Regions from separate parts of the Homo sapiens genome. Here region 1 is linked to region 2. Evidence: read pairs that join two places in POLR2A ChIA-PET (ENCODE). Cell type or tissue: B cell. All regions are shown on one strand. Each heading gives the region's core, and the rest is flanking DNA. Links, peaks and the distances in the headings are about the cores only. Region 1 overlaps LMNB1-DT (LMNB1 divergent transcript). Region 2 has its middle 19 kb from the start of SPMIP10.

Region 1 (4,395 bases), core at 159-4,158, 110 kb before region 2:
TAATAATAATAAGGAACAGAATTATTGCTCCGTGATAGATCACGGGCAATACACCATTTCACTTCCCTTTGTCTTTTAAAGTCCAAAAATGATCTGAATGTAGGAAAGTTAAGCCATTGAAAATCTGGTTGGGAGGCCAAGGCGGGTGAATCAAGAGGTCAGGAGTTCAAGACCAGCCTGGCCAAGATGGTGAAACACTGTCTGTACTAAAAGTACAAAACTTAGTGGGGCATGGTGGCGGGCACCTGTAATCCCAGCTACTCGGGAGGCTGAGGCAGAGAATTGCTTGAACCTGGGAGGCAGAGGTTGCAGTGAACCAAGATTGCGCCACTGTACTCCAGCCTCGGGGACAGAACGAAACTCCGTCTCAGAAAAAAAAGAAAGAAAGAAAATCGGGCCGGGCGCAGTGGCTCACGCCTGTAATCCCAGCACTTTGAGAGGCCAAGGGGGGGTGGATCACTTGAGGTCAGGAGTTTGAGACCAGCCTGACCAAGGTGGTGAAACCCCATCTCTAATAAAAATACAAAAATTAGCTGGTGGTGGTGGCACACGCCTGTAATCCTAGCTACTCAGGAGGCTGAGGCAGGAGAATTGCTGGAACCCGGGAGGCGGAGGTTGCAGTGAGTTGAGATCGCGCCACTGCACTCCAGCCTGGGGGACAGAGTGAGACTCCGTCTCAGAAAAAAAAAAGAAAATCTGGCTACAGATCTCATTCTGGCCTTTGGACTGGGAGCAATAAAAAGTGTGGAGAATGCTTTGGAGATAGAGTGGGCTAATTTTACCAATCACTAGACAGATAAAACTGGGAGCATTTGAGGGAATAATGAGGTTTTGAGGATCAGGTAAATAAATGTAAGACAGTACAGGACAGCAGGACAGTCAGGCATACCCACGTGAGAATCCTGCTCAGTCACTCCCTTTGTGACCCCTAGCAAGTTACTTAACATCTGCAAACCTTCATTTTTTCATCTGTAAAAAGCAGAGAAAGATCTACCTTATAGGGATGTTGAAAGAATTGAATATGTTAAATGTATGCCAAGGGTATCTGACACAAGGGTAGTACTCAGTAAATATTTATTCCTTTGTCTTCCCCTACAAAAATAGATATTAGGATCCTTGCTTCTCAATTTTGAAAGCAACTATTTAATTTAGCCCATAAGGCATTATACTAAAAATCAGTGCTAGTTACACATTGCATTTTCAAAATGTTAACTGTTTTACCTTGCCATACTCACTAATGTTTATATTGGCATGGAGTCAATATTTACACAAATATTGAATAGCGTATGTAGTGATTGACTTACTATAACTTGATTCAATTTAACAAACTTTCAGTTACTGTTACTATAGTCAGCTCCAGAGAAATTATGAAATGATCAAGACACAGAAACTAACAGGGTGTGCAAGGAAAGACCTGCGTTGTTAGTAACCCAACCTCTCTCCAAACACAAGATGCTGTGGCTTGAGTTTGGATTTCATAGCCAGTTGTATCGTTTTAGTGATTATTTCTTACATACCCTGGAACAGTTTGATTAATTTGAATTGACTTTTGTAATAGAAAGGATAAATCACTTTCAGTTGATGTTGTGAAACTATAAACAGGCGGCCAGGCATGGTGGCTCATGCCTGTAATCCCAGCACTTTGGGAGGCTGAGGCGGGTGGATCACGAGGTCAGGAGATCGAGACCATCCTGGCTAACACGGTGAAACCCCGTCTCTACTAAAAATACAAAAAAATTAGCCAGGCGTGGTGGTGGGCGCCTGTAGTCCCAGCTGATCAGGAGGCTGAGGCAGGAGAATGGTGTGAACCCGGGAGGCGGAGCTTGCAGTGAGCTAAGATCACGCCACTGCACTCTATCCTGGGTGACAGAGTGAGACTCTGTCTCAAAAAAAAAAAAAAAAGAAACTATAAACAGGCACCTAGTTATTGCAAAAAAATGGAAGAAGATAAGATCTATTTTTCTTAGATACACATAATATTTTAATCTACATTTTCCCTTTGTATGTCCCTACACCACATCCACATTCTGAAGACAAAAAAAAAAATGCGTGCTTTCTACGTGACCACAAGACCAACCACTACTGCCTGCTAGACAGAAAAAGGGTGGCATTAAGTGTGCAGCCATCTGCTTGTCACTGGCTCCTGGTGAGGCAAGAAAAGCTAATTAGCACCCTCACCCCACCCCCACTCTCGCCTCCATGCCCCACCATCTGGCTGGTCACCCCTTTGCCGCCAGTGCCAGTTTCTTTCTGCACCCTCTGGCTTGAGGAGGCCAGAGACATTTGCCTTCTTAGGAAGCGGCAAGAACAGGCTTCAGCAGCACCTTAAGTCATGAATTTCTAAAACTCAAACGAGATTACACAAATTACTTCCTCTCTCCATCAGCAATGCTCTCTCCTTCACTGATCCCTGTTATCTTACCTAAAACATCTTTTCCTCTCTATCCAGGAAAATAGCTCTGGAATCCAGTCCATTTTGTAATTGACAGTTGTCTAATGATCAACAGGTATCTAATTCCTATACTGAGTCTCTCTCATCAATTTTATTTAAGGATTTGGGGGCAGAAATTAGATGCCAAATTATTCAGTAAATGTAGGGTATTTCACCATAAAGCCACAGGAAATGGTGAAAGGGGACATTTAATTGAAACAGTAGTGACAGCTCAAATCCCTCACTCATTAAAGAGATGTAGAATAAATAGGACATCAGCAAAGCAGACTAAGATTTTGAGATTTCACAGAATAAGCAGCGAACTTTCTAATGAGTAAACAAATATAGACTAGCTATCACCAGACAAGAAATATGATTCTCCTATTTGCCTGAGAAATAATGCTATCTGGACAAACTGATGTTTGTTTCACTAAAAAAAAAAAAAAAAAAAAAAAAAATCTCTTGCTAACCTAGGATTCAGTTTTTTTAAAAAAACACATTGTTTTTTCCCTATACTTCTTTCTTGTTCTGACTTCTTTCTTCTCTTTTTCTAACTTGTAGTAATACAAGCCACTCACTTTTAAAAACTTAACAGTGCCAGCTTAAAAAAGGAAAGGCAATAGGAAAATAGAAAATAAACTTTGAAAATTTCAAAACTGTAAATATTGGCTTAGAATATGAATCCGATTAGAATCTTAGAGATAAGCTGTAGCTAAGCTTACTATGAAAAGACTTGCTCCACAGTTGTATTCAAAAGCAACAATGTAAACTTGGAAAAGAAGACAAACTATAAAAAACTATGGGGTTTTGATGCCAGAATTTTTACCTCGCTATAATAACTTGGTAGAATAAATTGTCCAAGTGTATCTTTTTAATAACAGAAGGAAAGGGAAGCAAACCAACTTTAGTTTAGAATAGTTTTCTAAGTTAGATGAAATAATGCTGTGACCCAGATCTGAACAGAACACCAGATGCTTCCTACCTACAGGAGACATTTGCAAATTTTTTGGTTGCTCACCCTCTGAACTGTCTTCCTACGTTTGAGGAATTCCTCACCATTTGAGTCTTAGTAAGAAACAGGGTCCTGCTCCCACTCTAGATGCTAAAAAGCCATCCACCCATGTCAGCCAACTATTTCTTTTGCAGGCCTAGGTGTCGCCAATCAGGTGTACCAGCTCCAGATTTTTTTTTTTATACAGGATCTCGCTCTGTCGCCCAGGCAGGAAAGTGCAGTGGCATGATGTTGGCTCACTGCAACCTCCGCACCACCACATCCAGCTATTTTTTCGTAGAGACAAAAAATGTTGCCCAGGCTGGCCTCAAACTCCTGAGTTCAAGCAATCCAGCTGCCTCGGCCTCCCAGAGTGCTAGGATTACAGGTGTGAGCCACCATGCCTAGCTCCAGAATTTTGACTTTGGAGCCAGTCAGTCAAAGCAATGGAAGAAAGGCGCATCCATTCTGGTAGCCACACCCAGTTTCAAAAGGCAGTCAGGGCTGGATGCTGTGGCTCACGCCTGTAATCCTAAAACTTTGGGAGGCCAAGGTGAGCAAGTCACTTGAGGTCAGGAGTTCGAGACCAGCCCAGCCAATATGGTGAAACCATGTCTCTACTAAAAGTACAAAAATTAGCTAGACTTGGTGGTGCACGCCTGTAATCCCAGCTACTTGGGAGGCTAAATCACGAGAATTGCTTGAACCTGTGAGGCCCAAGTTGCAGTGAGTGGAGATCACACCACTGCACTCCAGCCTGGGTGACAGAGCAAGACTCCATTTCTGGAAAAAAAAAAAAAAAAAAAGGCAGCGGGGACGACAGCACGATCCTACGTGCTGGTGAGTGTGGCAGCTGTAGACTCTCCTCCTTCTTGGCAGCAGCAATGACCTGCTCAGACACATCCTGGGACCCCGGTATGTAGCCTCCTTTGACCTTGGACTTCTTGCCCTCCCGTGATTCTGTGAGCTACCC
Region 2 (4,395 bases), core at 120-4,119:
GGTAAGAGGGCCAGACATAGTGGCTCACGTATGTAATCCAAGCACTCTGGGAGGCCGAGGCAAGCGAATCACTTGAGGTCAGGAGTTCAAGACCAGCCTGGCCAACATGGTGAAACCCCGTCTTTACTAAAAATACAAAAACAAACAAACAAACAAACAAAAAACTAGCCAGGCAGGGTGGCATGTGTCTGTAATCCCAGCTACTTGGGAGGCTGAGGCAGGAGAATTGCTTGAACCCAGGAGGTGGAGGTTGCAGTAAGCCGGTATCGCACCACTGCACTCCAGCCTGTGCGACACAGCGAGACTCTGTCTCAAAAAAAAAAAAAAAAGCAAACAACAACACAACAAAAAATGGCCAGGTGCAGTGGCTCATGCCTGTAATGCCTCATGAGCAGCTGAGACTATAGGTGCGTGTCACCATAACTGGTTATTTACTGATTTATTTTTTGTAGAGACAAGGTCATGCTTTGTTGCCCAGGCTGTAATTTTTAAAATGTTTATTAATAAATCAAATATATTTAGTCTTTCTATAAAGGTTAAGAAGCCAAGAACAAACATATTTTTGTTCAGCAATCAGTTTTATCATTTTTTTCCCAGTTGTTTCTTTTTGGCCTCTGTATGGCAGAAAAAGTAAAATTTTTATGCCAAGCAGAGATTCCTGATATTATTTTTCTAAGCTTTAAAGTATTGACCTGTTTGATATGACAGCCTTTTATAAACACTTACCTAGTTCTTTTTCTTTTAAATTATTAGTTTTTCAATTAAGTGTTCTATCATTGTAATCAATTGTTAGGAAAACTTAAATTTATATTTCCTAAAGCTATCTAAGTTGTTGGTTACCATGAAGCTGTTGTAATTTGTAAAGTCATTAATTTGAAGGCCTTTTGAAAATTAAGAAATTTGAAATTCTGAGACTTAAAAAAAAAAAATCATGGCTGGAATGCCATAAGCAGTGAGTTTTATCTCAAGGCCAGTAGATTTGTCAGCAGATTGAAAGTAAAGTAGGGAGAAAAAAAAAATAGAAAGATGGAGAACTTAGAAGACTACACGCTGGCTCTATAGTTGTGAAATTTTTTTTTTGATAGTTTGAATAATCACCATTTGAGCTCTGAACCAACCTTCCTTCCTTCCTTCCTTCCTTCCTTCCTTCCTTCCTTCCTTCCTTCCTTCCTTTCCTTTCTTTTTCTTTTTTTTGACAGAATCTGGCTCTGTCCCCCAGGATGGAGTGCAGTGGCACGATCTTGGCTCACTGCAGCCTCCACCTCCCAGGTTCAAGTGATTCTCCTGCCTCAGCCTCCGAGTAGCTGGGACTACAGGCACGTGCCACCATGCCCAGCTAATTCTTTGTATTTTTAGTAGAGATGGGGTTTCCCTATGTTGGCCAGGCTGGTCTCAAACTCCTGACCTTTGGTGATCCGCCTGCCTTGTACTCCCAAAGTGCTGGGATTATAGGCATGAGCCACCGTGCCTGGCCTGAATCTTTCTTGATGTAATTTTGTTCATCAATTTAAAAATGTGCATCAGTTTAAAAATGGGCTATAATTTGTAGCTCTCTGGAGTCCCAAAAAACCTGGCATGCCTTATTGCTTGAAAATCCTTTTCCATTTCTTATTAATATCTCAAGAGCAAAGAAAATTCTATAAATCCTGTCAGGAAATGGTAGAAGTTTAAACCAGTCTTTTAGATGGTGATGAATGCCCCACTGGCTTTTAATTAGCCATCCTGTGCCCACCATCCAGAACAATTAATTTTGTTCCTGAAAGATTTTTAGCAATAATCAAGGGAAAAGAGTTAAACTAAATAAAAAGAAACCAAGATAAGAAAGCTCACAAAAATTTTAACCCAGGAGTGCAGGTTAAATATTTAACTAGGCGTGCAAACCAAACCAAAAATAAATTAACCAGAAAAGACATGCCTCACAGGCAGAATGTCAATTCTGTAGACTCCAGAGTACTCAGTCTAGAAGGATATACATTCTTATACAAGAAATAAGTTACCATAAAAGACAAAAAGTCTTTTATCATCTCAGGAGGGATGGATGGTTTGCCATTAAGATGGGCTTGTTCAAATCAGATCCCAAACAAAGTTAAGAGGTTCTACCAAAAAGAGGGAGGCCTGGCCTGAGAGTAGACTCAGCGCAGAAAAGGCTAGCCATGGAAGCAGAGAGCTCAAAGGGCTCAATTGACTACTGCACTCCAATTCCAAGAATTGCCATCGTCTTCCAATAGTGATCTTTTTCAGGTCCCATTTCTGACACCATGTCAATTTAAATAACACATAGAGAGAGGCGCTCCAAAAGAAAATGATATTTACTTGGGACTAGAGCACTGCAATGAGAATACACATGCCATAGTATGTATGTATTCAGAGAAGTAAAGCAAGACAAAGGTTTTTTTGTTTTGTTTTGTTTTTAATGAAGAGGATTGCATAACTGTTTTGAAATAATTATTCTTGGCTACAGAGATCAATAACAAGGGTGACATCAGTCTGAAATTGGACAAGGAGTTACTAGGCAGATGTCCTTGCAGAAGTTTTTTTTTGTGTAAGTTTGCAATGGAGGTTGGTTTTTGCAGAGCCTTTTGTGATAGTTTTTGTTATCAGGCATATAAACATGAAAATCCTCTCTTCACAGCCATCCCTGGCTCTATTTATCAGGGTTTTATTTTTAACATTAGGTACTCCATTTTTCTTCCTGATAACTTTCACAGCACGATTAGATGCAAATGATATATTCAGATGTTTTCGTGGGGCCAGAACAAAGCACTGTGCATTGTTCAGTTCAACTCTTGTGTTCACCTTCTTTTTTTTCCCATTTAATTCTGGAAATGTACAAAAATTTTACTCTAATGAGCTCCTGGAGTGCAAGGTATCTGTTCATAGAGGGTGTAGCCCCTTTAGGATGCCCTGCAACATTCCCATTCCTCATTCCTAGGAAATCTGGTCTCAGTAATTACCTTGGATTTTGAATTCTAGTTGAGTGGTATAAACATAAGAAATACCTCAAAATTTTACTCGAAGACCTTGCTGGAAATTATTCTATTACCAGCTAAATTTACCTTTAGCCCTTTCAGTGGAAGGGAAAATAATGGAAATATTCTTTTTTTTTTGAGACAGAATTTTCCTCATTGCCCAGGTTAGAGTGCAATGGTGCAATCTCTGCTCACTGCAACCTCCACCTCCCGGGTTCAATCAATTCTCCTGCCTCAGCCTCCCGAGTAGCTGCGATTACAGATGTGTGTCACCATGCCTGGCTAATTTTGTATTTTTAGTAGACAGGGTTTCTCTATGTTGGTCAGGCTGTTCTCAAACTCCTGACCTCAGGTGATCCGTCCTCCTCAGCCTCCTAAAGTGCTGGGATTACTGGTGTGAGCCACCGTGCCTGGCCCTGGAAAGATTCTTAATAGACACAGAGTGCCGATACTGCTTCCTCTTAAAGAGAAGTGGCTTAATTGGCTCTGGTCTATTTTAGTGGTAAGGTAGTATTAGGGGATTATAAGAAGTAAAAATCTACTTATCCTAAATAGCTTTTAGAAATTCAGGACTACCAGCTTTTTGTTCCTTAAATGTATAAAATAACTCCTCTGTGAGGTACTCCCAGTTATTTCTCAAGTCTTGGACTGAATTGGGTTACAGAATGGCACAGTTATGTAAATTATAGCTCACTGTTTATCTCTTCTCATATACCTTTACTTAGGTTTCAGTACGTGCCAAATAAGAAGAGAGAATTAGTCTAGTATTTCTTCTAATTCTTTGGTCCGTACTTATGTTTTCTATGTTATGCGAGTCTGTGTGAAGAGAGTCCACCAACAGGCTTTGTGTGAGCAACAAGTCTGTTTATTTCACTTGGGTGTAAGTGGGCAGAGTCCGAAAAGAGAGTCAGTGTAAATATTGACACACAGTCCTTTTGCAAGGGTGAGGGCTCGAGTTAAGGCAATGAGTTTGGCTTGCTGAGAGGTAGTGGAGTGGGGCAGAGCGGTAGCCTCAACGATAGATGTGGAAGATACTATAGCATAGCCTGCCTTTGCTGGTGTGTGGCAATTAGGCCTGGTGGAATTGCCATCAATAAACCAAGTGTGATCAGGGTGAGGAACAGGAAAGAAGGAAATATGGGGAAATGGGGTGAATGCCAGGTGGATCAGAGAGATACAGTCATGGGGGTCAGGTGTGGTATCCGGAATAATGTGGGAGGCTGGATAGAAGTCCGGGCCAGGAACATGGTAATTGTGGGAGACTCAACAAAGAGTGAGTACAGCTGAAGAAGTGGGGTGGTGGCGCAGAAAGTATATGCATCAGGTGTGAGGAAGAAAATAGATTTTGAAAGTTATGAGAACTGTAGAGAGTGAGTTGAGCATAGTTTGTGATTTTGAGGGCCTCTAAAAGTATTAGAGCAGTAGC

The links. Peaks named below come from ENCODE experiments on the same cell type or tissue, not always from the same donor. Only the 100,000 strongest peaks of a DNase experiment are listed, where the experiment ranks them.
Region 1: POLR2A ChIA-PET joins it to region 2 with 5 read pairs; 5 of 35 experiments call an interaction of 5 or more read pairs at or near these places.

Annotation. Positions count from the first base shown.
Region 1 is chr5:126,756,441-126,760,835 of GRCh38, reverse strand. The region is part of intron 2 of LMNB1-DT (LMNB1 divergent transcript); the gene reads left to right. Among named protein-coding and RNA genes, the nearest start is that of LMNB1-DT, 18 kb to the left of the region's middle. RefSeq lists an enhancer at 1,955-2,024. In B cell, for the core only: no CTCF peak of the experiment used is centred there; a DNase peak (open chromatin) is centred at 2,185.
Region 2 is chr5:126,648,734-126,653,128 of GRCh38, reverse strand. No RefSeq gene overlaps it. Among named protein-coding and RNA genes, the nearest start is that of SPMIP10, 19 kb to the right of the region's middle. In B cell, for the core only: no CTCF peak of the experiment used is centred there; no DNase peak of the experiment used is centred there.